Linked DNA regions of Homo sapiens: region 2 is linked to region 1. Evidence: chromatin contacts called from ENCODE Hi-C or POLR2A ChIA-PET data. All regions are on one chromosome and are shown on one strand. The core of a region is the stretch at or near the end of the contact, and the rest is flanking DNA. Distances in the headings are between cores, read along the strand shown.

The links. A loop is a pair of places that touch in the nucleus more often than their neighbours do. ChIA-PET counts read pairs that join two places held with the same protein, here RNA polymerase II (POLR2A). Pooled maps may share reads with other maps.
Region 2: a map of B cell shows a loop between it and region 1 (2.9-fold over the local background). The contact joins the enhancer-like site here to the promoter of TMC6 in region 1. A Hi-C loop is called at or near these places in 1 of 168 maps with a recorded cell type or tissue (B cell) and 6 of 50 pooled maps. POLR2A ChIA-PET finds 5 or more read pairs at or near these places in 4 of 52 experiments (B cell, HEK293, T-cell and 1 more).

The regions. Positions count from the first base shown.
Region 1 is chr17:78,126,868-78,130,379 of GRCh38, forward strand. It overlaps TMC6 (transmembrane channel like 6), which reads right to left and starts at 1,888. Exons shown (of 20, transcript NM_001127198.5): 1 at 1,745-1,888; 2 at 1-39. RefSeq lists silencers at 2-51, 102-181, 1,452-1,981 and an enhancer at 522-771.
Region 2 is chr17:78,336,186-78,339,453 of GRCh38, forward strand. All of the region lies in intron 1 of LOC105371912 (a long non-coding RNA gene), which reads left to right. Among named protein-coding and RNA genes, the nearest start is that of SOCS3, 22 kb to the right of the region's middle. RefSeq lists a silencer at 2,798-2,907. Within about 2 kb of position 1,451, at least 8 of the 41 ENCODE cell types and tissues checked have a DNase peak (open chromatin) inside an H3K27ac peak, as active enhancers do; they include B cell, where a contact is called at or near this core.

The DNA.
Region 1 (3,512 bases), core at 638-3,137:
GGTAGCTCAGAGCCTGGGCGCCACCTCCGGAGCCCCCATCTGATGAGACAGGGGCACAGAGCCAGGGGTGGTCTTCAACGCCTGGCAGCTGTCCACACCACCCATTCCTGGGGGAACCACAGGAGGTGCCACTCACAGCCCAGACAGTCCCGCCCACCCCCCTATCACCCCAGGTACATAAATGGTGAGGCACCGAATAAGCCTCATGCCAGAATGGAATGGGGGGCCCCCTCCAGTGTCAGGGGAGGGGAGAGAGGAAGGAAGGGTGTGGGGTCTGCAGTTCCACATCTGTTTCCTCGATGTCGCCAGTCCCTGGGAAATGGGGAAGAGGTAGGGTGCCTGTAGACACAGCCCCTTTCAGGATCTCCATGCCCAGGGTTCTGGCACAGAGACACCTCCTTTTTGGAGAGAAAGGTCAGAGTAGGCTGTAGGCCTTCTCTGCGTCTGCCCTGTGACCTCAAAGAACTTCCTCTAGCAGGAAATTAGCTGCTGGAGCCCTCACCCCCAACCAGCCCCAGGCGGAAGCAGCACAGGGGGCTCCTCCCCCACACACAGAGGTCACTCCATGCCACCGCCGTCAGGGCGCCAAGGTCCTCATGTTCTCAGAAGACCCACTGCCCTGCATTCCATCATCCCAGGGCGGCCGGCTGGGGGTGGCCAGGACCTCAACAGGCCTCCTTTGTCCTGGCTCTGCCGTCACCCGGCACAACTGGAACCAGAGCAGCCTTGTCTGGGGCCCTGGGCTCGGGGCCCGTTCATCTGTGAGAGTGGAGCCAGGACTCAGCTCCCAGCCACCAGCGAGTCCTGCCGGCCTCTGCCCTGGACTCCTCCTGCGCTCACCCTCAGGAACTCAGGGCTCAAAGTCGGCCGGGTTGAAGGGCGCTTTCCTCGGACAGGCAAAGCCCGGGGGCGCCCCGACAGAGCAGCTCCTTGCAGGGGTGCCAGTCACAGGACCGGACGGCGCCCTCCCTCAGTGTCCTGGGTGCCATCTTCGGGCCCAGGCCCCACACCACCCCCTCCCTCCAGCAGGAGCAAAGACGTGGGAAAACCAGCCCAGAGCTGGGTCCGAGGCGGCCCCACCCAGCCTAACACGGGACAGCTGCCGAAAGAGGGGCTGAGGACGCCCCACCCAGTCCCTAGAGCTGGAATCCCTTCCTCCAGACAGGCCCTTCTAAGCTCAGGGAACCCGGGGACTCGGGCACCCAGCGCCCCAGCACTCCGCCCCGAGGCCCAGGCAAGTCCAGCGGAGTTTCCAGGCGCACCATTCCTGAGCTAGGTGGGGAGAGGCTGGGTGGCGCCCGTTTCCAGGAACCCCCACCCCAGCCGGCAGCGAGCTTCCCGGGAGCAGCCGCTACCCAGGGAGAACCGCAACCTGGCCCCAGAGCCCAGAGCGGCTGCAACTCTGGGGCCACCGAACCCGTCCAGCCGGCCTCCCTGTCCCCCGCCCCTTCCCATCCCGGCCACACCCCCTCCCCTCCCCTCCCCGTGCCCTGGCGCTCGGCTGGGGGACCTGGGTGGGGGCTGCGGATTTTGCTCCCCGCACTGTCCTCCCCGCCCCTGCCGCTCCCAGCTCTGTCCGAGCCGGAGGGTCAAGCCCTGGGAGCTCCAGGAGCACCCGGGGAGGGAACTCGGCTGCCAAATGGCCCCAGAGGCCGAAAGGAATTCAGGGGGGATTGCCGCTGTCCCCGCATAGGAGAAGCAGCTGGGGCTGGCGGGACCCGGGACCGGGATCGCGGCCGCTCACCTGGGAGGCGCCGGGGAGGAGGGGCCGCGCGCGCAGCCAGGGCTCACCTGTGCCCCGCAAGAGCCGCCGGGAACTGAGGTCTCGGCTCTCCTTGCCAAGGGAGTGGCAAAGGGCCCCAGGGGCGACTGGGCCAGTCGCAGGTCTGCCGGGGCCGGGGGAGTAGCCGCACCTCCCGGCCCACGTGGGCGGGGGGGGGGGGGGCGGGCCTCGGCTATCACGTGACCCGGCCCGGCCCGCGGCGCCCCCGCCCTCCTCCGGGCGCCCCGCGGCGACTATGCCTTCCTCCCCTGCCAACTTCCGACCCCTCCTCCTGAGGTCTGAGCTGGGCTGGATTCATTCCAGCCCCTGGTTGAAGTCCCCAATTTTTCTGACGCTCAGTTTCCCCAAGTTCCAAAAAGGGGCAATATTTCCAGACTCATCTGCTTCCCATGGTTAGGGATCGTCCAAGTAAGATGCCGCCGAAAGCCCCAGGGACACAGAGTATCTCACTCCAGATTGGGCAGCGCCCCCCCCCCCGCCGCCCCCGCAAGCCTCCTGCTGACTCTCCCCGACCCCGGCGGGGGGAGCCTGGTTATCTCCCACTCCTGACACCTGGGCGGGGTTCATTGTTTATCTAGCAAGAGTTCTGGCTCACTTCCTGTGTGCTGTGTGGAGAGGAGGGGATGAAAAGGAGGACACGCTGACACTTAGGTGACTGTCCCCAGGTGCTGTACCCGTTGCCCTGTTTTCTGTTATTCCCCATGAGCCAGGAAGGTATGCACTGATATTCCCATTTCACAGATGAGGAAACTGAGGCTGAGAGAAGTTAATCACCCTTTAGGGTGCCCCCAGCCAAAGCAGGAGACTTAGTGGTCCACCTGGGAACTCTATGGAGGAAACTGCCTTTGAGATTGTACCCCCCACCCCAAGCCCATTTGGAAGGGAGGGTCATTCCTGGCGGGGAGAAGCCATGAAGCAGGCAGGGTGAATGTGAGCTGGGGCCCAGGAGGGCAGGAGAGGGCACTGCTGCAGGGGAGAGCAGGCAAGCAAAAGCGAGGACCAGGCAGGGGTCAAGGCTGGGGCCTTTTGGAGCTGCCAGTGTGGTCCTCAGATGGCTACCCCAAGCTGGTTCTTGGCAAGTGGCACCCTGGCATGGAGACCCAGCCCCTGCCTCTCCTCCCACTGCTTCCCCCTCCCTGCATACCCACACTGAATTTGCATGAATGCCACCTCCTCTGGGGAGCCTCCCCAGATTGAACCCTGGTGGAGCACCTACCACTTCCTATTGACATGTACATCTGTGGTTCTGTGCCCCCTCCTACCCCAGCCCACTGTGTGCCCAGCACCAGCACATAGCTTGCGCCTGACACACAGAAAGGACTCTGGAAACCAGGAAGGAGGTGGGCAGAGAGGCAGAAAAGCTATGAACATTCAGACCTGAGATGACTGGGCCCTATAGCAGGTAGAGAGGGAGCAGAGAGGAAGGGCTGCGGGCTTCCCAGGGGCCCAAGGACAGAGAATTGGCAAAGATATGTCTTAAACATCTAGCCTGGGAGAGCATGAATGGAGCCAATTCCTGAGCACTTACTACCGGCCAGGTGCTAGGCCTGGGTCTTGGCACAACCATAACGCCAATGACAGGGGCTGGAAGTACAGCAGTAACACCAAGAGTATCTGGAAACCCAGCAGCCAGGTTCTGGGGAGCCCACCATCCTGTCATTATCACACCCTCCAGGGTGAGGCCGGCAGATAAAGAGTTTGGCCCCTGTGCCCCCACCGTTCCCATCCC
Region 2 (3,268 bases), core at 201-2,700, 210 kb after region 1:
CACTTGATGGAGGTTGCAGTGAGTAGAGATGAAGCCACTGCACTCCAGCCTGGGTGACAAAGCCAGACCCCATCTGGCCAGACCGCCATCGGGAGATGGAGGTTGTAGTGAGCCGAGATCCTGCCACTGCACTCCAGCCTGGGCTACAGAGCCAGATCCCATCCCGCCCCACCCCCCCAAAAAAAGAGAGAGAAAGACAGAGAGACAGGGTCTGGCTCTGTCACCCAGGCTACAGTGGATTGACTTGATCGTAGCTCACTCACTGCAGCCTTGAAGTCCTGGGCTCAAGTGATCCTCCTGCCTCGGCCTCCTGAGTACCTGGAACTACAGGCACCAGCCGGTGTGCCCTGCTCAAGCAGTAGACTTTCCCTTGGAATAAAGACCATTATAATCCCCTCCACCAACTCTCGCAAAGCCATAGTTTGCCAGAGCCATTACTGAACTTTTTGACAAGGCAATCAGCTCAAATGCACCCAAACAGGTTCGGGATTCCTGAACTCAGCCCAGGCTTCATTGATGATACCTAACACGCCTGACTCTATAAGCGGCTGACTTTTAAAATAATAACTTTTTTTTTTTTCTTTTTGAGATGGAGTCTCACTCTGTTGCTCAGGCTGGAGCGTAATGGCATGATCTCAGGCTCACTGCAACCTCCTCCTCTTGGGTTCAAGTGATTCTCCTGCTTCAGCCTCCCAAATAGCTGGGATTACAGGCGCCCACCACTATGCACAGCTAATCTTTTGTATAAAATAATGACTTTTAAAATAATCCAATACAATAAGATCTATTAAGCACCTAGTACATAACTATGAACCAGGGATTGGGGAGAGAAAGGAGGAAGGAGATTTGATCTCACCCTCGAAGGGTTTAGAATCTCTCCACTAAGATTTTTAGGAGTTAGAGTTGGAAACTTCACAATCTAAAGTGAAGAAAGACGAACAGGGTAAAACTCAAGACAGTTTTTGTAAAAAGAAATGTAAAACTGTTTGCCTTCCTGTTTCTTCGTCAGGGATAAGTAATTTCCAGTCATCCCATCCATTAAACAAATATGTATTAAGAAAGAAAAACAGTCCAGGAGCCTACTGCGGGCACAACCGGGGTGCACAGAACCCATCTCGGGAGGCTGGCTCTGCCCCTTGAGAAAGTTCAAGATGAAGGGGATGCCAAGGCCAGAGGCAAATGTCCAGCCCTCACTAGCGGGGATCACCTCGAGTTCCACGCGAGGGGCTCAGGGTTGGGTAATCGAGAGTGGAAAGCTCTGGAAAAACCCTAATACCCCTGTTGCAACATTCTAGGAAAATGGTCTGTCTATTGAATAAGAGTGAGTCACCATGGGAAAGTTGGGGCGGTCAACACTACCCCGCACTGCTCATCCCCATTCTTTGGCTCCTAGTGATGCTCCGGTCACCCTCTGGGGGCCATGGGGAGGAGGCAGTGACGCCGTGATCCGGAATTTCAACGAGACATATGCAAATGGCCCAATGGGCTGTGAAGGAAGTTCAGAGACAGGAGGATGAGGCAGCTCAGTGTTTCTAACCCACAAAGCAGAAGTGAGAATGGGTGAGAATTCCCAGTCACCTTCCCCTTCTCCTTTCCCTTCTCACTCTACCCCAACCCTACTCCCTGTGTGGGCCCTCTGCCCCTTCCCTGTTCAGAAATGAGATCACTGGGTGGGTGCAGTGGCTCATGCCTGTAATCCCAGCACTTCAGAAGGCCGAAGCCGGAGGATCACTTAAGGCCAGGAGTTCAAGACCAGCCTGGGCAACATAGTGAGACCCCCGTCTCTGCAAAAAAATTAAAATCAGCCAGGCGTGGTAGTGCACACCTGTGGTTCTAGCTACTTGAGAGGCTGAGGTTGGGGGATCACTTGAACTCAGGAGGTTGAGACTGCAGTGAGCTATGATCACACCATTGCACTCCAGCCTGGGTGACAAAGTGAGACCCTGTCTCTTTTTTGCTTGAGATGGAGTCTTGCTCTGTCGCCCAGGCTGGAGTGCAGTGGCTCAATCTTGGCTCACTGCAACTTCCGCCTCCCGGGTTCAAGCAATTCTCCTGCCTCAGATCTCCCCAGTGGCTGGGACTACAGATGCAAGCCACCACGCCTGGCTAATTTTTGTAATTTTAGTAGAGATGGGGTTTCACCATGTTGGCCAGGCTGGTCTTGAACAGGTGATCCACCTGCCTCAGCCTCCCAAATTCCTGGGATTACAAGCATGAGCCACCATGTCCAGCTGACCCTGTCTCTTAAAAAAGAAATTGAGATCTCTGACTTTTACCCAATTACCCAAGTCTGTCAAAGTACCCATCTGTAAAAGAAACCAGCCTTGTAAGGTTCCTTTCAACTCCAGAATTGAGGAGTGGGTTTGGGGGCAGTCAGAGGGGGGTGCTGGTGAGCAGGTGACAGGAGAAGGAAGAATCTCCAGTTGAGCCCCCACTATGTGTCAGGCCAGGAACCCAGGGACCTCACCAGAGCCCTCTGTAGAGGTCAGCATCCTCGTTTTACAGATGACACAATGACAGCCTAGTCGGAGGATGATGACACCAGGATCTGACCCAGTCTTCCCAGGCTCCCCCCCCCAACTGGAAGCCCCCCAAGATTGAGCAGACATATTCTTTCAGGAAACACCACCACTCTGGTTTATTTCAGCTGCAGGTCTGATCTCCATAACAGAAGCACACCTGAAAAATACTGCCTTAGCCGCTGAATTTTGATAGAGCAATTCTATATTCCTGGTAACTTCCTCTGTAATTAATCGTCAATTGATTACTCCGTCACTTACATGTGAGTGTGAAGGCGCTGGCTTCTTTGTCAGGAAGTGAACTCTCTATTGACGAATGAGTCAAAGCACTGGGCGGCTGTTACTTATTCATGAAGGAGGGCATTGGCGCGTTTAGGTTTCCCCTCACCTGTCCAGCACGCCCTGAAAGATTGTAGTACAGAGTCCTGGGGAGAAAGTGGTTTCCTGCCTCTCCCTGGGCTCATATTTGAATGGTACTTTCTTTCTCTCTCTCTCAGCAGACTAGGCTCCTCTCAGCAGATTTCCATCCCAAGTTTGGGTAGCTCTTGCCAAACCTTTTAACCCGTATTCTACAGCAATAATCCAAGTTATAAATAAAACTATTCAATTCAGCTATCTAGTTAATTAAAGAATTAGTAGCCACTTGTGGATAATATTTATTTTTCTGGGCAGTGAACTGAGTTAGTTGGACTGGGCATGGGGATGAGTTCAATATTTTATTAATTTTCCTTGAGGATAGCTATATATTT